Linked DNA regions of Mus musculus: all the other regions are linked to region 3. The links are chromatin loops, found by intact Hi-C in ENCODE. Cell type or tissue: left cerebral cortex. All regions are shown on one strand. Region 1 overlaps Gm46165 (a long non-coding RNA gene). Region 2 overlaps LOC108167736 (a long non-coding RNA gene). Region 3 has its middle 20 kb from the start of Zfp648. Region 4 overlaps Rgs16 (regulator of G-protein signaling 16). Region 5 holds the start of LOC108167736 (a long non-coding RNA gene). Region 6 overlaps Gm38440 (a long non-coding RNA gene). Region 7 overlaps Rgsl1 (regulator of G-protein signaling like 1).

Region 1 (4,000 bases), 100 kb before region 3:
ATGATGCAGGAGGGGGAGAGAGAAGAAGAGGGGGAAGAGAGGGAGAGAAGGAGAACAAACCCAAAGCCAGCAGCTAGGAGAGATGCTGGAGCACACAAGAACCCTTAGCTGGTTTCCATGCTAGTACAGATTTTACCACAACAGCTTATTACAGTGCAATGAGATGCACATCCTACACAAAGAGAATGTGCAAGAAAGCTGGGCACTTATCGTTGCCTGCCTGCTACAATTTGAAGTATATAGAGAGAGGAGATTTCAAGGAGGAAGAAATAGTTTCCATTGAGTTTTGAGATAATCAAAACTTGATATAGGATATCGGTGGGGTGGTCTCAGAAATTCACAAGGCACGAGAGAGTTTGGGAACTCCGGAGAATAATAGATGGTCCCATGATCCAGAGCCCACTCTGGGCTAGTTAGTAGTTAGTTAGGTGTTCCTCGTAGCTGATTTTATCTAGTTCTGCTCAGAGTGGAAGCTGTTACAATGATGGTTAAGGAAAGTGTGTCCATAAGGTGAGTGTACAAGTGTTCTGATTTTCCAGGTGAGCCAACTTCTTGGTGCATTCAAGCAAAGTCATTCAGATAGGTAGCCCCCTGCTCCAGATACCGTTTCACTGTTTCAAAAGCAGACACAAAGACATCCCTGCTTATTCTTAACCAGGTGCTGGCTACTTTCATGTCTACTTGACACAAACTATAGTCATCTGAGATGAGGGACTCTCAACTGAGAAAATTAATAAGGTTGGGCTGTAGGCAAGCCCAATCTTATGAGCATTTTCTTAGTGATTGACAGGCGAGGTGCCATCCCTAGGCTGATGATCCTAGGTTCTATAAGAAAACAGGATGAGCAAGCCACGAGGAACAAACCAGTAAATAATACTTATCTATGGCCTCTGCTTCAGCTCCTATCTTCAGGTTCCTGCCCTGTTTGAGTTCCTGCCCTGACTTCCTTAAATGATGAACAGTGATTTGGAAATGTAAGCCAAATAAACCCTTTCCTCCCAAGTTGTCTTTGGTCATGGTGTTTTATCATAGCAACAGTAACTCTAGCTAGGACACAGTGTATCAAAGGGATGTAACTAAGATGCTTTCCAGTTGAGTTCTAGCAATGTTGTCCTTTATGCCAGGCCAGATTTCTAGTGATAAACCTAAAACTGGCTCCCTAGAGGACTACTCTAAAGCTGTGCTTCAAACAGAATGTAATGAAGAAGTAGCAAGAAATTTGGCAAGCATTTGAAAACCAAAGTGGGTAGTTTGAGCTTGCTTCTGTGGGCAGAGTCTAAGAGACTCTGTTCCCAATGGGCTCCATACAGTAGACTGATCCACACAGATAAAGATTTGACTGTTCTGCATTACTTTTAAGGCGGACACCAGTCTTCCCAAATGAGTAATATGTGCTCTAGGAGCAGCAGAAACCCCACCTAACATTGTGTTTCTCTACCCATGTTCCAGCATATAGAAAGTTATCAAAAACATGTCAGTTAGTAGCTTTGAACGGTCGACCAAAGGAGAGATGCAGGCCTTTAGAAAGAGACTTTGTAAAAACCTTACAAAAATCAGACCTCTAAGGAGCAGACAGATTGGCGTTTTCATTTTTAATACAGAGCCTGACATTGCTTATAGCAAATGGCTATTTCTCTTGATTTTCCCTTTTCTTCCACTAGAAGGCAGCATCATTCCTGTTGCGCTCAAGGACAGGGGTTCTTTAAATAAATGCATAGTACACACCTAAGTATACATCCCTATAATGTGAACAGGAATCTTAACCTCTGACTTTAATTGAATAGGACTACGTTACCTGATGTCACTTGGCTTAAGGCTCAAGGCAGGAGGTTCTGGAACACAGAACTCTAACCTCTTGTTAACCCCCAAGGAATTGCTCCATGAGCCCATGAAAACAGTCAAGGCATCTTCAAGGAAGATGGATTTCCCAAGCAGCAAAGAGGCGTTCAACGATTATAAAACTCTACAGTAGAGAAAGAGTGTGCAGAGGGTGGTGTGGTGTGTTTTCCGTTGAGTTTTATGTAACCTTGGGTCCCCAGGGAGTTTCTGCAAACAGTGCAGGGTGTGCTGGCTCTCTTGTTGCAGCTTGTTTTTGCACTTCAGGCTCCTTTCAGCACCGTGATTCTTGTGCTTATGTTCATAGCTTAAAGACTCAGGATGACAGAAAAGAATGTCCCAAAGGAGTTGTCAAAGCACGCCCTAGGTATGCTTTATTTTTATGAAAAATTTTAAAGATTTATTTATTTATTATATGTAAGTACACTGTAGCTGTCTTCAAATACTCCAGAAGAGGGAGTCAGATCTCATTATGGATGGTTGTGAGCCACCATGTGGTTGCTGGGATTTGAACTCCGGACCTTCGGAAGAGCAGTCAGGTGCTCTTACCCACTGAGGCATCTCTCTAGCCCGGTGTGCTTTTTTTTTAAGGCCCAGATTTTCTACATCTGCTGGGTTAATCTGATCTTTGCCAATTTGCATGTTGTACATTGTCCGGGCATCTGAGGTTGTCCTGGGAAGTATTTGTCCATTCAACAGAACTTCCAAGAGCTTGTTACATCAGAGAAGTTCAGGTTATGGGTGAGTCATAAGAGGAACAGCCTAAACCAAGGATATGGGCAGCCTCACTCAGAGACACAGCTTGGATTCCTATTTTCTTTGATAGGTGACTAGTGTCATGTTGAAGATTAGACAAGACTCCGTGTGTGTTGGGGACAAAGAGGCGCCGAGATGGAGCAATGATTTAGGAGGAAATCTATCTCCTTCCTCCTTCGCTCGCTTTATTGCAGTATCTGTCGTATGTGAGACATCTGTACCTGAACCCACAGTCTCCAAGGGAGGTCTGTATTCTAGAATGGGTCATTTTCTAGCATACGGCGTGGCACTGCTGCTCAGTGGCACTTCAGGACAACGAGGTGAGCTGCATGACCTGTTCCCTGGGCATAAACAAAGTTTTATTTACATTATGCTGTGTCTACAAAACTACTCTATATAAGCGATTTATTTTAGATCTTAGATCTCTTAATTCAGATCACCTTGTGATTTGAGTCTGTAATGTCCACTGTAGACTCTAGTGTTTCAACATTTGGTGCTGTGATTAGGATCCACAGAAGGCTATAGGGATCTTTGACAACTGTGGCCTCACCATCAGAGGTAAGTATATTCTAGGGGTGTGGGGGTGACACAGGTGTATCTACTTCTGGTTCCAACTGAACTCTTTGCTTCTTGGTGAGCCCCTTTCTGTCAGTTGGACTGAGTCACTCCTACACCTTTCTACTACAATGGCTGTTCCTTCGGAGACACTCCTCTCTTGAGCTGTTCCTGTTAGGCATTTTGTCACAGGCACAAGGACAATAACTAATGCATACTTCACTTCACAAAAAAAAAATGCATGTAATGGTCTGAACCTTTGGAAGAATTGTGTCAATAGACTTGTGCCACACAATGTCGCCACAAACCTTAAGTTTGTAAATAACACAACTTCTATGAAGCAAAACAGAGCAAGGTAAAATAAAATTTGGTGTGGTTCTATCTACTGAAGATGGATTCAACGCCAACAAGGGCTGGTATTGTGGTGGAATGTGCTTTAACAATCCAGTCTCAAAAGAAGTGAAAAATAGTTTGACTGTTCTGGGGACAAGTATCTGCCCTCTGATTGGATTAGATTTCAGACAAAGCCTGGGTGTTTATTTTTTAATTTTTTATTGGTTCTTTGTGAATTTCACATCCTGCACATAATCCCATTTATTTCCCTCTCCCCTAATACCCACCTTTCACCCTTGTAAGCTCTCCATCCCAACAGAAAAAAACAATTTCATTGTGGAATCTATGGTCAGCTGAGGGTCAGCACTACTATGCTGCCCAGGTCAGGCACAGAATGCTCTCCTGAGTGCCGCAGCAGGTGAGGGCAGGGACAGCTCTCCTGCTCTGATGACCTTGGGGCCAGCTCTCTTGCCTGTCATTTGTGGCAAGGGCAAAGGGGAGGAGAGGGGTTCTCTTCCTC
Region 2 (4,000 bases), 150 kb before region 3:
AAGAGTTGGTTATCAGTAACTCCTGCTCCTTTTGAATGCTCTAAAGTAGATCAGATGCATCAGTAGAAGCCACGGAGGTTAATATGACTGTTGGAGCGAAAGTTTGAATCAGGATTCTGTGGTTGGATTTTTCATGTGGCTAATAAATCAATTCATTCCTTTAAGTATGTAGGGGAAAGACCATTTGGAGGAATCCTGGAAACAAGTGCAAAGATAGAAGTGCATATGGGAAAATAGACCTGCTACTCTTGAGTGGTTCACCTCATGTGGATGGCAGTGACCTCTGGGAGTCCGTTCATTTACCCATCCATTCAGTCCACTCACATTATGGAGCCCTGTGATATGCCAAGGAATCAAATAAAGAAGCTCGCTGCTTCTGTGAACTTTCAGCCTGGCGGAGGAGGCAGACCAGCAGGACACGGATGCTTATGTAATGGTACTATAAGGTCAAGGAAGGAGAAGCACAAGGTGCTATGAAAACAAATAGCGAGAGTGGTCAGGGGTTAGAAAAATTTCCATGAAGGAAAGCTGAACCCCCTGAGGGATTAGCCAAATGCAAGGGGTGGGAGCCTAGGGACACCCAAGCAGGAAGCAGCAGCATGAGTGAAGGGAGGAACAGTCAAGGAAATCTCAACGAAATGAAGTAAGCTCCGCGTAAGAGTGAGCAAAGGTAAATGCAGAGGAAAGAAAACAAAATCAAACCAATGACAGGGTAAAAATCCTGCTACTGAAAGCTACTCGTTGAGGCCAAGAGTATGCAGGGCTCTCTACTTCCCATAATGGCTTTGGCTCCAGACACACTGAAAGTCATGGGCTTTTTAAGGAAGCCAGGAGCCAGAGTCTTCTACCCACATCCACAGGCTGATAGCCTGGTGCAGAAGGATGCTGTCTATCTGTCTATCTATCTATCTATCTATCTATCTATCTATCTATCTATCTATCGTGAAACAAGGACCTGCGTAGCAGAGGCTGTTCTTAAACTCATGCCTTCCCATCTGAGCCTTCCAAGTCCTGAGAGTACAGGTGTATTCCACCAGGTTCAGTCAGTGAGTTCTTCCTAATATTAATGCAATTGTCCAATGGGGGAGCACCAATGCTGGAAGAAGAGATAAAACCAGAATGGCTGAGTACTTGTGATGGAACAGGCAATGTCAAGACATGTTATCTTTCCTATCTTATTTAATATTCCAGTGCACCTGTATTGCATTATATTCTCGAGAACTGAGCGTCTGGGAAGGAGAGTAATCTGCACCCCCTCCCCCAAAGGAAGGTGGAGACAAGCCTAGGGTGACTTCTGTACCAGGGGGATTCAGCACTGTGGTTTACCTTGTCGGCGGGATACACAGCTCATCAGATTCGGACTCTTACTTTCTAGAGAAGACAGTGGCTCACAGGGGCTCAGGGCCTCTTATGAATGAGGAGCTCGCATGGAAGGTAGGACTGGTTCAACGTTGCTATTCTACGAATACCTCTACATGTTGCTGTTTAAAAATAAATAAATAAAACCCAGTAATACCCACTTAGTTTGTAAATTATGCGAGTGCCCAAAGGTTACATGAGTTCATCCACATTCCTCATGTTCCTTGAGTTCCACCCCCTACTCCTTTTTAGATGAAAAACTCAGAGGTGAAATAGACAGTGAGAAGGTGGCTATGGTGATACACGCATGCCTTTAGTCCTAGCACTGGGGAGGCAGAGGTAGGTGGACCTCTGAGATCTAGGCTAGCCTGGTTTACAGGGCTAGGTCTAAAACAGCCAGGGCTACATAGAGAAACTCTGTTTTGAAAAACAAATAAAGAAAGAAAAAAGAAGAGAAAGGAAAAAGAAAGAAATATGTAGCGAGAATGTTCTATTATAACACAATAAAACAAACTCTCTAAATGACACATTTTCTAAGGAAGCAATCACACTTTAATGTGTTTTTAAATTTGGAGTTCTGTATTTTGAGGGCTCTCAAGGGAGTGCACACTTGTATGTAGCAGTTTACTTACTCCTTTTAATATGTCCTTCTACATTCTTATAATCAAGCACAAAGTGCAGTTATTTAATTCTCTAGTAAAATGTCATCTGCAGGGTAATATCCATATTTCGAACTAATGGAAAAATACTGTGCAATGGGGAGATGAAGATAGTACCCGTGGCTCCGTCAAAGGGTGACTCTGACATTTGCTGTTACCCATTGCTTCAAATTAGGTCTGACTGTAAGTATGTGACTTCCATCTTCTGGCCTCAGATTTAGCATCTGGGAGAGTTGTCCTGTGGGGCCACCTATAGCTTTGAAGTTCAGAGAGACAGTAGACCTTGGAGGCATATTCCTAAGCAACCCACCCCTTCTTTACTAGGCTCCAGCTGTCATCTCACCTGCTGGCTCCCTTAATTTTAGTCTCTAGCCCTTCCCTACTGGAACTTGAAATACTAAAGGGAACGGTTAAGAAGTTTAATTCCTGGACCGGAGCGCCCCCTAGGCACACCGAGCTAAACTGTGACGCGCTTCATCTGACTCAGGATTCTGGGAAGTTGATGTCCAGGGTCAGCATCGGATCCTTGAACTTCCCGGTTTGTATTGTGAGGCAAGCACCCTGGGACTTTCCTGACTTGGGCAGGGAGGGTGCAGGGAAGGAGACGGGGAAGAAGGAAGTGGCAAACACTGTCCAAGCAGGCACCGAAAAGGCTATGCAGGGGTTGCTCCTTCAACAGACACGTGGGGCTAGAGTGGGGGCGGGAGTGGTAGATATACCAGAGACTCAGGAGATGCAATTCAGCAGGCAATATTCAGCAGCCGCGGTGAGTGCACAGGGACAGAAGAACCATCACTTAATAAAAAGCACTGTTAGAGCCGGCCAGTGTGGCACTCACCTTTAAACCCAGCATTTGAGAGGCAGAGACCGGAGAATCTCTGAGTTCGAGGCCACCCTGGTCTACAACCGGAAGTTCACAGAGAAACTCTGTCTTGAAAAAAAACAAAACAAAACAACAGCAAAAACCTGTTAGAACAGAACAACCCATTTCAAGTCAACTATTTATGTTCCTGTTACTGCTCTCTTGTTACAGTGAATCTTATATGTTCATTTTAAACAAGGATTCTTCAAGTTTATAACTTTTTTGCTGCATTTTGATTTTCTTTCCTCTTTTTTTTTTAAATACTTATCTCCTATATACATAGCTAACATAACCAAAGCTTTGTGTCAAGTAGTATGTTACATTTCGTCTCTGTATGTGTACATTGTGGTGATCTAGTGTATAAGACCTGTGTGCAGTGTTTATCTGTGTGTCTCTGTGGGATATGTATATGACGCATCCAACATATATGCATTATATGTTTCTATCTATGTTTGATATTTTTGAATGTTTATATGATTGTGTGTGTCGTATCTATGCTCTATATTTGTGTATCTGTTTCTGTGTGGAGTGAGTGTATATGTAGTGTGTTTATTTGGGGTGAATATATTTCTGTTTCTACAAGTATTAACATGGTCTGTGTATGTGTGTCCAAGTATGTGTGTGAATTTGTGTATGAACAAATGTGTGTGTGTGTGTGTGTGTCTGTGTCTGTGTGTGTGTGTGTCTGTGTCTGTGTGTACTATGTTCATGTTTGCTGACTCTAGCATCTCAGGTCCAAATTCAGACCTTAGTTACTGTTCTGGAAAGTGAGACTTCCCAGGCACAGCATCTGAGACTGGCTAGCATCTAAGAGTTGGACAAGGCACTTTGCATGGTAGACGTTTGAGAACCTGCACAGTCACTGTGTGTGCTGGGGGCAGTGACATGCCGCAGCTTCTGCCGAGGCCAGCGTCCGTGCTTATCAGCAGTCAGCACCCTCAAGAGCCATTATCACAGGCCACAGAGCGCTTGACTTCACATGCTATGTGTTTCTTTCTCCTCTAAGATACATTTTCATTCTCACCTAAAGACAAAAGGTCTCTTGGGTGGATCCATGGGTCCTTTTTCCTTGTTAGGCCAGTCGACATCAACAACGTCAGCCTTTTTGTCGGGGCAGGAA
Region 3 (4,000 bases):
CAAGAGAAGGCCTCAAGGATGCACCCCACGCTGATGGCCAGCCTGGGCTCTGAACAATGGCTGTCCCAGCCGCCCAGATCATGCTGCGCTGGAAGGAAGGAGCCTGCTGCCACATGGATATGACTTCTCTGTCCTTCTGAGTTTAGCAATATGGCCTGATAAAGGCCACAGGGAGACACTGAAGGAGGAAGAAAAGCAGAGCAGGGAGAGACACATTTTCATGGTCAGGGCTTCATCCGATGGTTGAGAAAGAGCACATTTGCCTTGGAGAAAGCAAAGCACGCTCTGCCCTTGAGCGATTATTCTCCCCAGATGATGACAGGATGAGACTAGACATCTAAAGGGCAAATTCTGGACAAGTCACAGGCTTGCAACAACACACCCTGTCCACATCGCCTACACCTACTCTGGGGCTATGGCTGGGCTCGCTGTCTGGGGAATTCCTAGTTGAACTTTCCTTGTCTTTTGCAAACTCAGAAAAACGTGTCAGACTATAGTACTCAGGGTGCCGAAGAGGAAGGGAGCAAGGTTCACCCTCCCCATTGCCTCTGTTTTCATCCAATATTACTTGCTGTCTTCTCCAGACACCTTGGCTGTCACTGAATAAAGACCCTAAACTTTTGAAGGAAAAGGAGCCTACAGTCTGCCAATAATGCAAGAGAAGAGGGAAGGATGTCCACTGAAGTGCGGCATCCTGGGCTCTGGTACCAGGGATGCTACCACTCACTCCTTCCCTCACTAAACTTAGGGTACCATTTTGTTGTGTGGCTGTCAGGCATCATGCCTATAGCAACTTTATTTCAGGCACACTGGGTTGGAGGCTCTATGTCCTTTTTTGGTGTGAAATGGACCTGGGACAGAAACCTAGATCCTACTGCCCTTGTGTGCTCTATCCAGGGGGTTCCACACACTCCAGGAAGTCTTGGGGGTTAACCAGGGGCATCGATAAGGTTATGGATACTGACTGGCCTACCCTACTGATAGACCACTTTTATCCCACTATAGAATTCCAAGACCAATATTACTTCAGAAAGGATCATGCACTGGTGACCCTCCACTTCGTCTTCATGCAATCTATTCTTCAAGGCTCAGTTGAAGCCTCTGCCATGAGGAAGGCTTCCCTGCTAATTCGACACTATCTTCTCCCTCCATTAACACCTTCACAGTAGTTAGCACCTATCTTATTACTTACTGTGTCCCTTCCCATCCCCTGTCATGTTCTCACAAACCACCAGAGGCAGAGGCAGAGGCAGAGGCAGAGGCAGAGGCAGAGGCAGAGGCAGAGGCAGAGGCAGAGGCAGAGGCAGAGGCAGAGGCAGAGGCAGAGGCAGAGGCAGAGGCAGAGGCAGAGGCAGAGGCAGAGGCAGAGGCAGAGGCAGAGGCAGAGGCAGAGGCAGAGGAGAGGCAGAGGCAGAGAGGCAGAGGCAGAGGCAGAGGCAGAGGCAGGGGTTTAACACAGCATCTTTGTCTCTCAGAGTTGCTTCTAGTGCAGCTGAGACGATGTTTGTAATGTAGAGAAGTTGTTTTACACACAGATTCAAAGCAAAGGCTCAGGAACTGGAGGACAGAACATGCCACTGACGCGGGAGGGAAGCCAATGTTCTGAAGAACTTAAGATCTGTATGGTGGGGGGTAAGGTTCTCAGGAGGGAAAATACTTTCAGGCAGGGCAAACAAACATGTGGAGGCAGGAGATGCAGGTGTGGGGAACCACTAAGAATGGGCCCCTCCCAGAGGGCCCAATCCGGCCAGTTCTTCTAAGTAAATGTTGTGGCATCTGTGTCTCTTTCCTCTGGGCTTTATGTGTGGCCGTGTGTGGTACTGACTGGATGAGGATCAAGTGTTTTAATGACCAGAGGCAGTCGCTCTAGACCATGGTTTTCCATGCCTGGAAGTCTGGTCAGCTTGTACCCGAGTCAACCCTGAGATGTTTAACATGGACCTTGGTTTCACAGGGGACTCTTGAAAGTATTGCTTGCCAGACAGTTGGCAGATAAACAGGAACTATCACAGCCTGGGTTTCTTCTTTATACTTGATGGACACACTTAGTACTAATAGACACACTCAACTCAGAGGTTGCAAAGCAAGGATTTTGGGTGCTAGTTTCCCAGGGAAGTTTGGCTGCCTCTCTCAGGAGCATCTGGGGATTCCCAACAGGTCCCAAGACACTGGTTCATACTCTTCTGTCTTTCCTCTTTTTTCTCCAATTAAAGACCTTTAGGCTTGGAATAAGAAAGAACTGGAAGCATAGATGGCTATGGGTGCCTACTGTGTGCAGGGTAGCCGACATCCCAGATTTGTCTGTGTCTCAAGTCACACTCTCAGCTTGGCCTTTAAACCACAGTCATCTTTGGTTGCAGGTTTCCCAGAATACAAAATTGGCTGCCTTTGCTTCTGTCCTGGTGTAGGGAGTCCTTCATCCATGGGTGAATGCTGCCATCTGCTGGTTACTCATAGATGGTCCCTGGCTCTCCCTATGCCTGTCAGAGGGGCCTGAAGCCGGGTGGGTTGGAATGAAGTGGCTGGAAACAATCTTGCCTCCCTGCCCCTACCCCTTTCCTTGCTACATTTTTTTTTTTAAATTGTGTTTTGAGAGCTACATTGTCTCACAGTCCTGTGTTTCTCTTGGTGCCTTTCATTCAAGCATGCCTTCCCCACAGCCACCAGGCAACAAGCAGATCTTGTTCACCCATCACTTGTCTCTGTTTGGTTCAAGTTACCAAGCATTTATGGAGCACTCAATAGGAGCTAAGCATGGGCACAGAGAGAATGGTGAGAATCAGGACTTGCCCAGACAGGGTTCAGAAGTCAGAGACATGAATGAATAAGAGCAAGTTCTACCTGAAGTGTCACCTGAAGGATAAACTGGAGGAAGATGCGTGTACAACAGGAAAGAAAATTCCAGGTTAAAAAAATGCATGCAAAATTGGATATGACTTTTTTAATATGAAAAATAATTGCTTTGCTTTTGATCTTCTTTGTTGCTCTCAAAGGACAGACTATAAACATTTCCTTTTAGCTTCTGGGGAAGTTTAAGGCTCAAGTAGGAGCAGAAGGAGCTTGTCAGGTGCTGAGCCTTAGGACTCTCCACATCTAGTGCAAAAGGACAAGAAGGATGCTTGCATCTATGGGAACTGCATCATGGCTGGAGGAAGCTGGAGGCAGAAGATGTGTCTTCCAGAGAGTCCTCCGGGCCAGCACAAGAAGAGGAGTCTAGATTGCTACCCACAATGGGCCCTGCATACCCCAAGAGAAGTGTTAGAACTCCAGAGGGAAATAGATTACCTCACAATGAATGTCAAGCCTTGCTTGATTTTTGGGTCACAAAGATGGCAGAGGAGTGCTGGAGCCAACAGACCCACAACTTGCAAATCAAGAGAGCCCAGATGTGACCCTGGCTCATGGTCTTAGGAAGGACTCAAGAACCTTGGCATATCTCTAGAGCCCGAGAAACACAGGTTTAAATCAAGATATCACAAGAACTCAGTGTTCTTGCAAACCCAGGACTTGCGTCAGATTTGTGCACATCATGAGCAGGACCTCTGTTGTGAGGAAAGTCACAAGAGTAACACAGTCCTGAGCACATCATCTGCCTGGCCTTGGCTTAGTCTCTGGTGACAGGAGGAAGAATGTATACAATCTCTCAGTCTATAGGGACACATTTAATGTGTGATGGGAGAGCTGAGGGATGGACTCCTGAGTCTGTTGAAGGGTCTAGAGAAGTCTTCACAACTTTGGAAGACAGAAAGAAGCAGAGAAGTAGCGGAGGTCACAGTGCTTAGGTGATGCAGAGTGTTTGCAAAGCGCTGGTGTGTCTGGATTATGGCACAGACATGGCCTGGGTTGGATCAGGGCTTAAAGGGAGAAAGGGCACTGCCAAGGCAGGAGATCGATGGGATGGGGTCAGAGTTCTATTCTCTGTCGGAGATTGAACACAGTGAAAGAAAGATGATCAACCACACCTAGACTTCTAGAGTTTCATCTTTGCTAGATGCTCTCT
Region 4 (4,000 bases), 430 kb before region 3:
CACTTCTGAGTCTTACCGAACAAACTTTCCAAGTTGGGACTTCCAGCACCAGCCACCGAGACGGAGACCTAGGTTGTTTCCCTCTGCACTTGAGGTTTCTCCGGGAGAGAACTCTTTTAAGTATAATATTGTGTTCTGTTGTGTTGTGCCGATTGTCTCGCTGCTATTGTTATTTATTGTGGTTTGTTTGCCTGTACTGAAGAGCCTCAGCTGGAGCTGCTGCCTGATCACGCCTCCTCCCTACCAGACTCTACCTCTGCAAGCCTTGGGAATCACTGAGGGCTGGGGGGGGGGGGGAACGGGACACGGGACTCCCCACTGTGTTAATATTTATTTATTGTTAACAAAGGGAGCTGGGTTCCTTTATCAGCAGTGTATGTGATCACTGTTTTTCTGTTTGAGCATGTTATATTCTTGTAAAAAAACCTGAAAATAAAACTCAAAAATAATATCCCAATATTTCCCAGGACAGTATGGATGATATGAGGGTCCAGGGGAGTATGGAGGGCCTGTGGTATCACAGCTCTGGTGATTCTGTGGGATGGGGATACAGGACGGGGTGGGTGGCTGAAGGCACGAAAGGGTTGAGCTGGGTTTGAAAGGCTTTTGCAGGGTAGTCCACAAGGAGCCGGGCTTCTCCTCTGCCTGGTGCCTTCTGGGTCACATCAGTCCTGAAATCCTGCTCTTTGAGATTTCACTGCCTGAAAAGAGCCTGGCCCAGGCACATAGTAGTGAATGCCTGCAAGCCCTAGCTTTTAGGAGTTTGAGAATGGCCTTAGATTACATACTGAGATCTTGATTCAAAAGAAAAAAAAATTTAGCCAGGCGGTGGTGGCACACACCTTTAATCCCAGCACTCGGGAGGCAGAGGCAGGTGGATTTCTGAGTTTGAGGCCAGCCTGGTCTACAGAGTGAGTTCCAGGACAGCCAGGGATACACAGAGAAACCCTGTCTCAAAAAACCAACCAACCAACCAAACAAACAAAAACAACAACAAAAAAAGAAATTATGTGGTGTTATAGATATCTGCTTATACACAGATCTGACATGCTGTTGGGTTTCAGTTCTCCCCCAAGTCCTCTGTGTGATCAGAGTTCAAGTACTTGGTTGTAGAGACCCCTTAGAATTGCACCCTACACCTAGATCCAGGGTTCTCAGGTGATAGCAGGAGGGGTTCAGACACTGAGGGCTTAAGCAAAAATATGGGAACAAACAGGCAGGCTCTAACCTCATACCATCCAGACAACAGCTCGACCGGATCCTAAACGGGGGAGAGCATGTGTGGTGCAGCTGGTGCAGCTGGTGCAGCTGGTGCCGGAGGCCATCTGAGCTGTTACACTGTGGGGCGTTTGTCTATGTGAGATGGGTAGAGAGGCCCATGACCGGGGACGGGAGGGAGACAGGAGTGCCCAGGTACAATGAAACACTGTGGTGTGTGTGTCTGCTCCACACGCACACATCCCACGCTAAGCATGTGAAAGGCGGAAGACAATTTTCTGGAGTTGTTCTCGGCTTCTACCTTTTGGGTTTTGGGGGTTGATTTCAGGTGGTCAGCCTTGGCAGCAAGCACCTTTACCTGCTGAGCCATCTTGCTAGCCACAAGGCCCCGAATCCCTATTTTCCACGGCTGGAGATGTTTGCACACATAAAAACATGGCGATTCCTTAATGCGACAAAAGGTCATCACCTCCTTTTGCCAGACTAAAGACTCCTGCGTTATGCATGTTCTTGTCCCCAGTTTTCTGTATATTTTTATCTGCTGTTTGGAGCATTCCAGAACCCTGGATGATAACATGTAAGATGTGGGCATCAGTTAAGCCAGTATGTCACGGAGAACGCAACAGCCAAAGAAACCTAGGCCGGGGCAGTGCTTTCGAGGGCCGAGGAAGGCCAGACGATCCCTTGCGCTCTGCTGCCCTCCTGTGGCTATAACTATGTATTGTCTTAGGTTTGTCTGACTTCTATAGACTATTTATCTATGTTTAATTATGTGTGCAGGTGTGTGGCTTTGTGCCCATGAACGCAGGCGCCTGAAGCTGGGATGAAAGGTGGACATGAGTCGCTCAATGTGGGTTCTGGGAACCGAACTCGGGTCCTCTAGAATAGATGTATTCTTAACAGCGGAACCGCCCTCTCCAGCCTGAATTTCTTTCAGTTTCAAAAGCTTTGCTTTTCCCCGTGGAATTCTATGTCATGGCTAGAATTTGTTGTTTATTAATTCATTTTTGGTGAACATTCAAAATTATGAAATTGGAATTATTAACACAATTCCTAACACAGTCAGTGTCTATAGGAGTTATGGCAAGATTTCCTTAGTTCTTTTAGGGCTAAAATTTATCTTCCAATCTGGAAGGTCTTAGTTAAAGAGACTGTTCAGGGATCCAGGGTCTATGAGGTGTAAATTCAAGGCAGATAGAATGCTTGAAATTGGTCCAGGAGAAGAAAGAGAAGGCCGAAGTTAGGTATCCGATCCTAAGTTAAGTAGTTGATGCTAAGGGTGAGAGATGCAAGGGGCTTAGGTGCTATATTACAGGGTAGAGTTACCTTCAGGGGACAAAGGCAGGCAGGCAAAGCTTGCAGCCTTTCCCCTCACATCTTGGCAGTACCTGGAAGATGCTGCACACTCAAGGGGAGGGGCTTCACCCTTCAGTTACGCCTGCAGGAAATACTCTCAGAGACCCACCCAGAGCCTTTCTCTTTGCTAATATCCTATGCAATCAGGTGACCGCTGAGACTAACTGGCACAGTCACAGATTCAGGCACTGACTTAGACTTTGAGTAAAGCAAGAATCTGTGGATCTTTAAAAAAATTTTTTTTTCTTTTTACATCAAGCACCCATTTAAGGGAGAATTTTCATTTTAGCCATTCACAGGACAGCTCACAGAAAGCATGGAGCAATATTTAGAGCCACACGACTGACTTTAATCTGGTGTCTGCAGGTTGCTAATCAGTATGTTTCTCAATTTCTCAGGCTCTCACTTTGTATTATAAAATGTGACTATAAATAGTATTGGCTTCAGAGAGGTTTTGTGATGACAGAAAATGTGTGAAAAGTGTGTGTTAGACGGCTTGGTGACATGCTCAAAAACAGCAAACACTTGTCTGCGGCAGATACTGCTCTAAATACTCGGCATATGTTAATTCCTGTAATTCCTGTAAGAATCCTATAACATTAAAGACATAGAAGCCAGAGCGTTTATGTGAATCACTCCAATAAATGTAAAGAGATACCAGTCAGCTGGAGCTGCATAGCAGCCAGCCCAGACCACTCACACATTGCAGATAGGAGAAGGTCAACCTTCTACTGGTACAACGTTACAGCACTGGCTTCTACCCAAGTTCCCAGAAGGGTTTGGTAAGCTAAGTGCGAGTCTGGATGTGAGCCGGAAGTCTGATGTTCTTTTTGGTCAAAGGAAGGATCGAGGATACCACAGTGGGAAGTGGTTCAGGAGGAAGAGGGAAAATGCCCTTACATTTGCGTTGGCCGTTTGTTTCCTCTCCGTGTATCCAGTCCAGGTTTCCCACTCACTCCTGTGCCTGCTGTCTACCCTTGGTAAATTATTCCTTCAAAGTTTAAATCCCACCCAGAAGAGATCTTTGGTTCAAGATGGTCCAAGGGAAGTCATGGTTCCTGTCTTAGACTCTCCTGTCATACAGATCTGTCCTCCTCCATGCAGATCTGTCCCAGCATTTGTCCCTCCCCAAAGCAGACAGCTGGTACCAGGTGCCCCTCCCCCCATGCTCACGTGATGTGACAGCTAAAGAATTACTGTGTTTTCTTCACAAGGGGGACTTATACTTCCTGCCCTGGCCTTGATCCAGAGTTGAGTTTTCTGGTGGAATCTGATGGATGCCTTCCTCTGTTAATTACTGGGTCTCTCATCCTTTATGTGTTTATAGTTTAGGATTTTATTATAGGCACATTTTGTATTATAAGTGGCCTCAAATCATTTTTAGAATTGGGCTTTGGAAATCATAAAAAATAAATAAAAAGTAACA
Region 5 (4,000 bases), 62 kb before region 3:
TGTGTGTGTGCTGGTTCAATCAGACTGTGTTTGCACAACAGTCGTAGGCTAGTCAACTGTACTGTCTTTCTTCAAGCTAACCAACCCTAAGCGAGAGGACAAAGAGCCTTCAGAGACTTAAAAAGCCCAGTCTTCTAGAAGAGACTGGGTTTTCAGGTTCCCGAGACCCCTTTCCAAAAATCGAGGGGTCTTTTTCTCTGTGCGTCTGCTCTGTGTGTGTGTCTCCTCACCCCGCAACCCCCCCACACCCCCATATATGCCTTTCTTCAACTACTGATCCTACATGCTGTGTTTGAGATTTATCTGTGGCTACCTGTCCAGCTGGAAAATTTCCCCACCTTTTAATTCTCTAACGAGAAGAGAAGATGAATCCCATCTAGACCCCTGGAGACAACACTGTGTCAATGTGGTTGCTGGGAAGGAAATCTCGGACTTTGTACCTTTGCAAGAGCAGCGAGTGCTCTTAATTCCGAGCCTCCTCTCCAGTCCGAGCGTTCCAATTTTTCAAACCCGCAGTTTGAAAGAAAACGAGGAAGAGGCGCCAGAGTGCAGATTGAAACCCGTGGCTGGTGGTGTTTACTGCTTGAAGGGACCAGAAGTTCATGGCAGCCTGGCTGGCCTGAGAAAAACCTGTTCTGCTTAGGGAAAAACCCAGCGGCAGCAAAACAAGAATTCTGGCCAGAACTCTGAGGTGTGTACCACCCCCATCCCGCCTTCCTCCTCAAGGTGGGCTTGCCCCGAATTGGCAATGCAGCACCCTGTCTGTCTCCCAACAGCGATTTTTTTTTTTGAAGTGCAAGCTCCCCGAGAGTCAGCTCTGCCGTGCAGACTTTTCTAGACACCAGCGCAAGCTGGGCCACGTGCAAGAGAGAGAAGGAGGGCAAAAGGAAGACAGCTCAGCCGGCTGGCCTTGGCCCTTGAAGAAAACAAGCCGCGGCAGGGGAAGAAACATAGTGTTCCCTACAATCTGATCAACTGTGCAAACCTCTGGCTTGCATACCGGGGGACGCCAAGGCCCAGAGGCGAAGCTGATTAGACCAGGCAGGAAAGAGGAATTGGAGATTGTTCCGGGGCAGATGAGAAACAGGTTATGAGGAAGGGAGTATTGCGTGTGTGCGTGTGTGTGTGTGTGTGTGTGTGTGTGTGTGTGTGTGTGTGTGTGTGTGTGTGTGCTCGCGTGCCCGTACATATGCTCAGTTTGAGCCTGTGTGGGGGTGAGGAGGATGCTGCCCCCAGGAGGAGACAAATGCATAACACTGTTTGTGCACTGAGATCCCAGCTCCTAGGGTGGCCTCTGGCAACTGCTGAGGCCTCACAGCGAGAAATCTGGAACAACAAAGGCTGAAGGACAGAAAGGTCTCTGGCCAGAGGGGCTGCTGGCTTTCCAAGGCCAAGAACTTTACTTCAGAGGGACAGGGGACAACCAACTAAGGGGCTGTGAGGTGAACAGAGTTTGGAAAGAAGGAAGCCAAGGAGGCCGCGGATGTGCTGTGTGCAAGGCGCAGTGTGAGGCTCATACACACGGGGGTCACACTACGAAATTGCACTCAATCATAAAATGGGAAGCAAACAGCTCTTTTCCTTCCCCCAGGTCAGTGACACCTTGCGTTGCATAATACCACACCAGCCCCATTTGTTTATAAAGTTAACTAGAAGCCAGCCGGGGAATTTAGTCATTGTGAGACAGTATAGAACATGCATTTTAGTTTAGAACTCAGAGGATGATGTTCAGGAATGTGAAGACTGTAGTAGTCCTCAAGTCTTTGCCACTACCCCTGGAATGTCCTGCTGGGCACCTGTCATACCAGCGGACACCTTTTTCCGCTGCCTCTACTCTATCGCCACCTGCTGGCTCTGACTGCATAACAACATAGCTTGCTCCACTCAACTTGCCTGTTTGCCTCTCCACATTTCTTCAGTCTATTTTTTTTAAAGGCAAGACTTTAATTTATTCATGAACAAAACCCAACAAAAGCTAAATACTTCTAAATTTATAATATATCCCCCATTTGAAAGGCCACACTTGCTGCAGTTGTTTGAGCCCATTATTTGAAATATACAGGAACACTATATTTAAAAAAAAAAACTCACAATCTAAAAATGATGATTAAATAACAAGAAAATATTTTAAATAAGTCAATATTATTGAACATATGTTTATAGAAGAGAGTCAGTTTTATATGTAGATACCCACCTAGGATTTTTGAATTTTATTTTATTTGTATAGCGACAGGGTCTCGCAGCTTTTCCCTGGCTGGGCTGGCACAAGTCGCGCTGCTTCTTCGTCTTGCCAAGCACCCTCAGCATTGTTTTCAGACAGATCTGGCTCTCTGTTTCTTGTATAGCCTCTTCTCCGTTGAATCTTTCCCCTACAATTTTCTTTCTTGTTTAAATTATGAAATTCCATTGATCTTTGTTGTTGCTTCCTGTGGGTTTTTGTTTGCTTGTTTATTTATGTGTGCAGGCATGCACGTGCAACAGTGTGTTCGGGGGTAAAATGCCAAGTCTCTGGGGTTGGCTTTCTTCTTTCCCCCGGTGGGGTCCGGGACTTGAGCTCTGTCTCTGGGCTTGCCTGTAAGGCCTTTACCCGCGGCGGAGCTGTCTCAAGAGTCCTTTCTACCGCTTTAGAGGATCTACCTTCCTTCCTCCACATATTTAGAACATGTTGCAGAAAGTTTGGTTTGGTCCTGTGTGAGAGACACAATGTGGACTACTCAGTCTGTGCTTCCCGACAACACCCAGTCAGTGCCTGTATCCAAGGGCTGAGTCTGGGCGCACCAGTGCAGTCCAATTGTGCAGCAAGGGCCTTTCATGCCCGAGAGCCCTCACTGAGGACGTTAGATGAGTTTTCTGCTTTTGACAAGGATAGTGTGACTCAAAGTCCAGTTCTCATCCACAGAACCTGACCAATCACAGTGGGAGAGTCAGCCTGGGGCCAGTTGGTGTTGATGGTGAGCTTGAGAGAGAAGAGTTTTCTCAAAGTGGCAAGGGTGAGTGTTCATTGCAAGACAGAAGGTGAGAGCCAGAGTGTAAGGGTCACGCCAAGTAGATAAAGAGGTCGGATAAGGAGTAGAGAGAGACACCACAGCTCATTGCTTAAAGGTTTTCAATCTCTTCCTACTGTTTCCAGGTAGATTTGTTAACTTCGTTCCCATTGACCCATGCATTTGAATATGTAGACCCCTGTTGGTGGCACTGTTTTGGGCATTTGTGGAAATGTTCGGGACATGGGGCCTAGCTGGACGACAGAGCCCTTCAAAGGCAGATTGTACCTGGTCCAGTATCACTGAGATGTTAGCTTTGAGACAAGCTTTCCAAGGCCAAAGAGCCGTTCACTGCTATACCTTCCTGACCAGGGTAGACTGTGTCCTTCAAGCCATGAGCCAACCGAGATCCTTGCTCTTCTCCTTCTCTCAGATATTCTGTCATAGCAATAAAGAACTAACACAGAATTGACTTCAGAACCCAGACTTGGGAAGTACACAATGGAGGCAGACTCAGCAAGCGTCAGTCATGGTTTGGATTCTAAGCACAAAACATGGCACTTGAGACAGAGATCTCGTAAGATATTCACTGACACGAAAGGCAGCTATAAACTCAGTATACTCAAGGTGGATTTTCTTCTTCCTAGGATAATTAAATAAGGTGTCAGTTTGGATGAGGAAACCACCAGGTCCATATTATGTGAGCAAGCACCCAGTGTCCTATTTTGTACAATCATCTGGAGGGCCAGGTTAGTTTTCAGATGTACAGTCTGTCTGTTTAACTCAAAACCTGGCTAGGAATGAAAAGTCACTGAAGCATGGAGGGGGTGGGGAGAATTGGCAAGCTAACCACAGAAGTGCTTGAATTCTGGCCTTGGGGAAGAACGTTTCTCATCCAAGCAGCCCAGGAACAGAGCCTTCCTTGGCCAGCCTCCACCTCCTGGCAAAAGACCAATTCCCATGATGAAATAAGACACAAAGCATGCTGTCTGACTTTAAGACTTCAGCTCAGTATG
Region 6 (4,000 bases), 290 kb before region 3:
GTTGTCTTATTCTGATGAAGTAGATTGATTCTTTTTTATTGTTTTGTTTTTGAGACAGGATCTCATGACATTGTCCTGGCTGTCCTGGAACTCAATATATATGTAGACCAGGCTGGCCTCAAACTCGGAGATCTGCCTTCCTCCACTTCCTGGGTTCTGGGATTAAAGGTGGATATGATGCAGGTTGAACTTATATTCTTTGGGGCTGGTGTTAGAGCTCTGCTGACAGAATGCTTGCCTAGCATGTTCATATCCCTGGGGGATTCAATTCCCAGCACCACAAAAAGCATATGTACAACCCCAGCCTCTAGACAGAGCCAGGAGAATCAAAAGGTCAAGATCATACTTGGTTGCCTATTGAATCTGAGACCAGCTGGGGTAAATCCTATTTCAGAAATAATAAGTAAAGTTTACCTTTCCTCTTTTTTTTTTTTTTTACCGTCCCCTCCCTGATCTTTAATGACAGGCTTCATTTCAAATTATACATAGTCATTTAAAAGGTAATTTAATAATCACATAAATTTACATTATCCAGGATTTTTAGAATGTCCATGCTTGGTATGTCTACCCTAGCAAAAGCTTTCTTCACCCCCTTACATGTGGAACTTATTACACACTACCCTTGGGTTTTGCAACTTTTCCTCTTTGAATCTCAAGCCATTCTATAATCTCTATTTTGTCTTTCAGCTGACACACAGACTGCAACCTTCTGCTACCGAGGCAGTGAGCACTCACAAGGCAGAGAGAGCTCACATGGATCTTCTTGTTCTGTTGTCACTGGGCCACTTGCAGGAACACTGCTTTCTTTTTCCCTAACCATCTGACACATCTGACTTTGTCCTGGTTTTGAAATAATTTTCCTTGGGGAGTTCTCTCTCACCAACATGTAGGTTTCAGAAGAAGAAGGGCTTTGCTGTATCTAAGTTACACAACTCCTTGTGTGTGTTCCAACTGTGTGGCAGCTCCTGATTCCACTCATCTGGTTCCACTGCCCACCCCACCCATCCTTCCTTCTCGTTGTGTTACACAACAGGTAAGATGCTCTGCCAACCTCTGGGTGACCATCCTAAAGCCTGAGGTCACCTTCTCTCTCGTTTTTCCTTGTCCTTGGGGAGAGTAAAGGCACAAAATCTGTTCCTACGTTGTTTAGTCTTTTGATATTAGTGGTGGTGCTTTGGTTGTGTTGCTTAGTACTGAGGGTGAGACCCAAGCCCGCCAGCAATTGCCCACAGAACCACATCCCGCCCCAGCTAGTATCACTGCTGTGATATGTACTTCTCTAAGGAAACTGCTGTTATGGGTCCACTTGCTGGAGAAAAGAGATAGGTCAGCTATTTAAGCCTCATGTCAGCCTCAAGTCTGACAGTGTCACCCAGGCTACCGAGTGAGTAATGTAACATAACATAACAATAGGAGTATCAGTCCCTCCCTAACTGCGATGGAGAAGGAAGTTATCCCCAAGATTAAACAAGGACTCAGGGGAAGAAGAGCAGAGGGAGAACGGGTGAGGCCAGCCAGAAATCCTGGTAGAGGAAGTGGCACAGTGTAAATACCCTAGACTCCCCTAAAGGACAAGCTTATGTGAGACTTTCTGCCCAACTCCCCTTCTCCTAAGAATAAAGTCTGGCGTACTCTCAACTCTTGGCTTGCCTTACGTTTCTGGGCTCAGACCCAAGTGAGGGCTGAGGATAAGGCTTGTTTATGATCAAACCTTTGAATCCATTTCCCCTTTATTCTTTGTCCCTAGACTTGTCTCAGTTGATTTTGCAGAGTCCTTTTTTTGTCCACCTTCCTTGCACACTGATGTGGGGTGAGAAGCAAGCAGAGTAGGCTGCCCATTTCTGGGCTTCTGAAGACTAATTTTATGACAAACTTCCAGTAATCAGGCAGTGATATGAATATAATATCTCTCAAACAGCCAGTGTAGGCGAAACACTTGGGTGCTATCAAATTATCATATGTAATATGTAACAGAGGCAAGAAAATCTTCAGACTCAAGCCTTCTGGGGCGATGTTTGAAATTCTCACAAGCCACCACTAGAGGGCACAATAGCACCATCAGTCAGTCCAAGCACCTCGGTCCCCAACCCCAGCATATATTAGTCTTTCAAAAACCAGTTTAAAAGAAGAAATGGGGGAGGAGAGAGAAAGCCCAGAAGCAGGCTAAATGTTGCCCAAGAATCCAAAATACATACCATAGGGCTGTGTGCTTCCAGTTAAAAATTGACAAATATGAGATAAACAGGGATCCAAACCAGCTAACGGGGTCAGGGGTGAGGGATAAAAGGCTCTGCGCAGGCCCAGCTGTGGACTCCTTTGAGAAAAGTAACCAACTGAAGAACTGTTTCAATTCAGTTTTTACACCACAGGCCAACTTTCCTAAACTTTCAAGTGGGCTTCAGTAAAGTTTAAACCATCTAGCAGCTATATAATGAACAAAAACAGAGCTGTATGTACTCTGGGAAATAAAGCAAAGTGTCTGGACCAGAAAGATGGTTCCGTGGGTTAAGGCATCAGCCACTGTGCAAACCTGACAGGTCTAGTCCTGGAATTCATGGTGGGAGGAGAGAACTGACTCCTGAAAGTTGTCCCCCGACTTCCACACAGGTGGTGTGGTGGTGGTGGTGGTGGCGGCACACGCCTTTAATCCCAGCACTCAGGAGGCAGAGGCAGGCAAAGGTCTGAGTTTGAGACCAGCCTGGTCTACAGAGCAAGTTCTAGGTCAGCCAGGGCTACATGGAGAAATCCCATTTCTGGAAATAAAAAAATAAAAAATAAATAAAACACAATAAAGGGTGGGCTGGGGATATAGCTCAGCAATAGATTGCTTGTCTAGCCTGTCCCAGAAACAAGTAGGAAAGACAGACATGGGGGTTGAACTCTAGAATTGTGATTGTGGCTTCCATAGTCTCAGTAGGACCCCTGCTTTCCCACGCTGTGACAGATGAACTTGGTTCTTCCCAAACCCTTCATGTGACTTCCTAGCAGAGGCAAGCTTTGAGATAGAGTCCAAACAGACCCAAACCTTCCACTAATATGCAGGTTGAGAAATGGGGTGCTCTCTCTCTCTGTGTCTTCACTGAACATTGGTCAAACTCAAATGAGGTGAAAGACAGTTGACATCCCAACTTTGAATTTCTTCTCTTAAACTGAAGAGTATCAAGTGATTAAGCTATGTAAAGAAAACTCCCTCTCGTGACCAGTCTTAGGTTATCGAATTCAAGGACAAGCTGGTCTTGCCTTCTTTCATTGTGCGGAGTGAAGTTTGAGAGGCGGACTTAATACAACTTTGCCCTGTAAATACACTTTACAGGGTCCAGGAATGCTACCGACTTCCAGTGATCTTTCTCCTTTTTGGGGGGTGGGTGGGTGCTTGTTTTAACATTTGTTATGCTCCATTCTTTTGGTCAGATCTAATTTGGGTTTATAAAGAACCAAACAAGTTACCTTCTGGGTTGGGTTTTTGGGTGACTGCAACTTGAGTCCACACTGTGTCTCTTCAGCTTAAAGTTTTCACAGACTGCCTGCTGACATCAGCCACACAGGCAGCCAACTCCACTCCCAGCAGCTACAGTCTACGATTTGGGTTCAGTGGAACCATATCCTAAACTTTGCATCACGGGTACAAGGTAATCACACAGCTGTCCTCTTATGACACTAGGTTAGGAGCTTTAGAGCTTCAGAGAAAGAATGTATAAGAACACAGGAAAGCCTACTCGAGCCATCAGTTTAGCCAGCCGAGCACCACTGATGGAACGTGCTTCGTTCTGGGCTATCTCTGCAAGTTTAGTCCAAGCTCTTTCCTGGCAATATTGCTCTCCCAATCCACCCACCCTGGGGACAGAGGAACTCAATTCAGTGAGAAACTCAACTTCAAAGCACTTGCCATCAGACCCCCATTAGCCTTGGTACTGTGTGGGCCTGGACTGAAAGTTCATGGGTTCAATCGCTTGCCGCCTTTACGGGGGGTGGGGGGGGGCAGAAAATGGAGGCGGTGGCA
Region 7 (4,000 bases), 370 kb before region 3:
TTTGCTGAGGACAGAAGATAGGACCAAACTAGCTTCATAAAATGAATGTGCACAAAAAAAATGTTGGAGCAATGTATGGATATCGCTTGATGGCATTGGTTTGATTGGTATCTGGGTCAGCTGGAATAATCTGGAATCAGTGGCTTCACCCCTTATAAGACTCTGTTAAGGATTTCTGTAAAGTGCCCCATTCCTTCTTCATATTGTGCTTTCTGTGCTGTTCAATAAGAAAGCAGAACCCTCTGCCATGGACATACACAGGAACACACAAACACAGGGACAGGTTCACAAGACAGCATTCAGGCAGGCGCAGATTCAGACTCATACCATGGACAGAAGATGATGGAAGACTGTCAGAAGCCATTTAGGAGAGGCTAAGACTAGTGGGTGACTTTCCTGAAATGTCCATCATTTTGCATAGATGGTGGTGGATAAGCTCTGGAGGCAAGGCCCTAAGACACAAATCTCAGGAATGATTCTTGCTATTGATATGTCCTCCCTGTCATTATTAAATTAATATAGCAATCCCTGGGTGTTAGCCCACCCTACCGGGCAGATTTTCTGCAGATCAAAGAAGATGCACTATCTTGTAGTGATGCTATATAGAGAAATAGATGATTTCTTAATTCCTAATGATTCTATAAGAATTCCTAAATTTATACTAATAACTATTGAGCCCTTTATAATAGGGTTGCAATTAAAGTCCTCTATGATATGAAAACTGCTATTAGAACTCTGCCAGTCTTCACATATCACAAGTTAATTGCACTAGATGGAAAGCAGGCAAAAAGATTTACAATTTAGGAATGAATACATTCCTTTAGGCCATAAAACCATTAACTAAAGATTGTAAAAGGAATGAATGATATATTGTAGTTGCAAGGACAAAAGATAAAATATTGACTGGGTTTATCTATACAAAAGTTCGATGTTAATGTATACATAAGAACTATAGTTTAGACTGTCAATGAACCTGTGGAGCTAGCTGTGGGACTTAGCTCCTGGCAGGAGACACAGGACAAGTAGAAATTCAAATCTGGGCTCCCTCTTGTTTAAGGCACATCAAGGGGAAGTGCTTTGTAACTTCTTATAATTGCATTAATGTGATATCAATGCAATATTTGTGAATCTGAGTTTATTATTAATGCATTCGAATTGGACCTACAAACTCGCATGCTGAGCTGGGGCATTTCTGTACATCCCAGGACATGGCAGGCAGATGCTGGAAGCTTGAGAGTTTAAGGCCAGTCTGGGCTACATAGACGGGTTTCAGGCCAGTCTGCAGTGTGTGGCAAGACCCTGTTTCAAAACAAACAAATAAATGAACAAGAGAGACTTGTTACTTTTGAACTTTTTCTTTTTTCTTTTTTTTTGTATTTCTACACTTGCCTTGGATAAACAAAACCAAACCAAGCAAACAAACAAGTAAAAAAACCACTAAATAAATGAGCCCCTTTCTGCCTACATAAACTCTGCCTGTTCCCCTGTGACAGACAAGAAGCTCGGCTCTACAGCTTTAGAAGGGCATTGTGCTCTCACCTCCTTTTTCTAGAGCCATGAGCTAAACTTTACTTGCAATCTCCAGCTAAAATGTATTTCCACAGTCTTTACCACCACCTTAGACAGGAAAACAAGACAACATTTAGGAACGGTTGTCAGACACAGTGTTCCCCAGTGCAACTCTTCTTCTGGGGATGGAGAACACCACCTGTTTGCTTATAGCTAGTCCCAGGCTAGTCATTTTAATGGTCAAATAATTGGAATTTGCATTCAATGGAATAAGTTATAGCTAACTTCAATGCGTTGTACTTCCTTTGTTTAGAAAATGCAGCTACTTATTCCTACCTTACTGGAGTTTAGGTTAGATTCCCAACAATAAAGGAGATTAATGAGCGTGTGTATGGAATGTATCTCACTTGTGATTTCCTTTCATCAGTGTGCTGACTTTGGGCTTAAAATTGTTCTCTGCATTCATCCTCGGTGTCTCAATATTGCCCCCATGTGGCCATTTCCCTCTCAGTTCTCTCTAGCGGTTTTGATGGAGTCAGGCTACTTCCCAAACTTCTCCTCCCAAGAAACTAAAGGGAGAATCAAGAGAAAGAGAGGCACACCGGCAGGGACCTTTCCGTGGAGATAAGTCTTGGTTATATTTTCCAAAGATGTCTTATAAGTCTTTTCATTGGTCTCCATCATGATCTTCTGTACGGCTATCAGGAACTGCAACGGGCTTTCAGACTTCCGGTCTTTGAGGAACTCTTTGAAGTACTCGAGGTGTGCATTATTTAGGAGGACTTCTGTTAAGTTCCTGGAAAACAGAGCGTTGTATTGTTGCTAGAGGGGAAAGGATAGAGACCTTGGAGACTGTTCCGAGTAGGGAATGAAACCGAACGTGGGTTACAGTGTAGTTTCTGGACCTGTGAGACCCGCCTATCTCTGCCTCCCTAGTGCTGGGATTAAAGGCAGCACACCTGGCTGCCCCTTGAATGGAGTTAAAGCTAATGTTTCGCCCACGATCCCCTTTCCTTTTCTCTCACAGTCTTTCTTGGGTAGGCTGTGCTCCCTCCGGGGTTTCATCTTCCTTGGCAGGCTGCAACTGTATCTCTAGTTACTCCCCTTTCCAATTTTAACTGCTCATGTAACCTCTTATGTCACAGTCACAGCTATTATTCAAAGCTGCGTGCATGTAACCTTCTTCTGACTAATTTACCCATCTCCTTTACAGATGCCTTTATGTAGGTTTTTGATAGACATCCTTTATCGGAATGTCATAGCTTTTTTTCTATTCTCATTTTGAAAGTTGGTTTTTTTTTTCTTAAATCATGATGTTTAAAATCATGGTTTAGATATCTCAAATGAGATAATCATGTGGGATTTCTACCTCATTTATTTAATATGGAATATGTGGTGGTTGATCTTGGTCTCCGAGTTAATTGGAATTGAAATTAACTAAAAGGTATGCCACTTTTCTTGATCAGATTATTTGAAATGGAAAGGCCCATCCTAAATATAAGTTGTTCTTTTCAGTATCAGCCCAAGTAAAAGGGAAATGAAAGAAAAAAACTAGTATTTGTCAACTTGCCTTCACTCTCACTGGCAAGTTCATCTATGCAGTTCCTGCTGCACTTCATTGATGTTAGAATTAGCTTCTTCAGGTTTTCAACTGAGGACCCATGAGTGACTCTCCAGGAATCCTGAGGGCTTCAACACCAAACTGCAACTCCTGAGACACATAGCCTCATGAACTACTAGATTCCCAACCTCTCCAGTGTGCGATGGCCACTGATGGACTACACCAGTTATATTGTATGAGGCAATCTCAAAAAAATCTCCTTTTAATATGTACTCATTCTATCAACTCTGTTATTCTAGGGAAGCCCAACGAATACAGGATATTATTTCAACTTTTGGATGTTAACTGAATCTTGTGTTCCCTAGATAAATGCCAGCTGCTGATGCTACATGATATTGTTGTTGTTGTTATTACTGGATCTAGTTTCCTATTTGTGAGAGACTTGTGTGTCTAGATTCAAAGGGAAGTAGTAGTCTGTGGTTTTCATGATGCCTCTGCTTTGGGAATCAGGATGATATTGGCCTCATAGGATAAGTAAGAGTTTCTTCTATTTCCTCAAAGAGCAATTATAATGTTGGTACTATTTTTCCTTTAAATATCTCCCAGAATTCTCCAGTGATACTACCCATGATATGGTGTATGAAAAAATTAAGTTATTAAAGATATACCTTTTTTTTTGTTTGAGACTGGGTCTAAATGTGTAGCTCTGGCTGTACTGGGAATTACCTTATGAACTCTCAGAGATCTTCCCGCCTCTGCCTCTAAATGCTGGGATTAAAGATGTGCACCATTTTGCCTGCAAATTACTACTTTTTGATGTTGCTTGAAGGACACCAAGTTTTTAGTCACTATGTTTTTCTGTTTTTGTTGTTGTTTCTATAGATTTAGCAACCCTTTCAGGTTGTCTTCAAATCAGCTTTTAGAAATCTG

What was found. Peaks named below come from ENCODE experiments on the same cell type or tissue, not always from the same donor. Only the 100,000 strongest peaks of a DNase experiment are listed, where the experiment ranks them.
Region 1: a loop joins it to region 3, with 2.7 times the contacts of the local background. A loop is called at or near these places in 11 of 42 quality-filtered maps.
Region 2: a loop joins it to region 3, with 5 times the contacts of the local background. A loop is called at or near these places in 13 of 42 quality-filtered maps.
Region 4: it touches region 3 in a loop (10-fold over the local background); 13 of 42 quality-filtered maps call a loop at or near these places.
Region 5: a loop joins it to region 3, with 6 times the contacts of the local background. A loop is called at or near these places in 13 of 42 quality-filtered maps.
Region 6: it touches region 3 in a loop (8-fold over the local background); 41 of 42 quality-filtered maps call a loop at or near these places.
Region 7: it touches region 3 in a loop (4-fold over the local background); 5 of 42 quality-filtered maps call a loop at or near these places.

The regions. Positions count from the first base shown.
Region 1 is chr1:154,075,220-154,079,219 of GRCm38, forward strand. The region is part of intron 1 of Gm46165 (a long non-coding RNA gene); the gene reads left to right. All of the region lies in intron 2 of LOC108167736 (a long non-coding RNA gene), which reads right to left. Among named protein-coding and RNA genes, the nearest start is that of Gm46165, 14 kb to the left of the region's middle. In left cerebral cortex, a CTCF peak has its summit at 1,655 (motif pointing right); a DNase peak (open chromatin) is centred at 1,658.
Region 2 is chr1:154,030,264-154,034,263 of GRCm38, forward strand. The region is part of intron 3 of LOC108167736 (a long non-coding RNA gene); the gene reads right to left. Among named protein-coding and RNA genes, the nearest start is that of Gm46165, 31 kb to the right of the region's middle. In left cerebral cortex, a CTCF peak has its summit at 2,466; a DNase peak (open chromatin) is centred at 2,468; H3K27ac peaks cover 1,135 bases.
Region 3 is chr1:154,178,719-154,182,718 of GRCm38, forward strand. No RefSeq gene overlaps it. Among named protein-coding and RNA genes, the nearest start is that of Zfp648, 20 kb to the right of the region's middle. In left cerebral cortex, a CTCF peak has its summit at 2,454 (motif pointing left); a DNase peak (open chromatin) is centred at 2,426; H3K27ac peaks cover 810 bases.
Region 4 is chr1:153,745,010-153,749,009 of GRCm38, forward strand. It overlaps Rgs16 (regulator of G-protein signaling 16), which reads left to right. Exons shown (of 5, transcript NM_011267.3): 5 at 1-459. Among named protein-coding and RNA genes, the nearest start is that of Rnasel, 2.4 kb to the right of the region's middle. In left cerebral cortex, a CTCF peak has its summit at 1,927 (motif pointing left); DNase peaks (open chromatin) are centred at 1,917 and 3,745.
Region 5 is chr1:154,117,000-154,120,999 of GRCm38, forward strand. LOC108167736 (a long non-coding RNA gene) reads right to left here and starts at 854. Exons shown (of 4, transcript NR_168298.1): 1 at 441-854. In left cerebral cortex, CTCF peaks have their summits at 1,238 (motif pointing left) and 1,844 (motif pointing left); DNase peaks (open chromatin) are centred at 640, 851, 1,265, 1,826 and 1 more place; H3K4me3 peaks cover 875 bases; H3K27ac peaks cover 3,633 bases.
Region 6 is chr1:153,893,074-153,897,073 of GRCm38, forward strand. Gm38440 (a long non-coding RNA gene) reads right to left here. Exons shown (of 2, transcript XR_387481.3): 2 at 651-4,000. Among named protein-coding and RNA genes, the nearest start is that of Teddm1a, 3.4 kb to the left of the region's middle. In left cerebral cortex, a CTCF peak has its summit at 2,041 (motif pointing right); DNase peaks (open chromatin) are centred at 1,752 and 2,033; H3K27ac peaks cover 401 bases.
Region 7 is chr1:153,805,570-153,809,569 of GRCm38, forward strand. Rgsl1 (regulator of G-protein signaling like 1) reads right to left here. Exons shown (of 22, transcript NM_001368270.1): 12 at 2,112-2,305. All of the region lies in intron 1 of Gm41974 (a long non-coding RNA gene), which reads left to right. Among named protein-coding and RNA genes, the nearest start is that of Gm41974, 22 kb to the left of the region's middle. In left cerebral cortex, a CTCF peak has its summit at 2,002 (motif pointing left); a DNase peak (open chromatin) is centred at 1,998.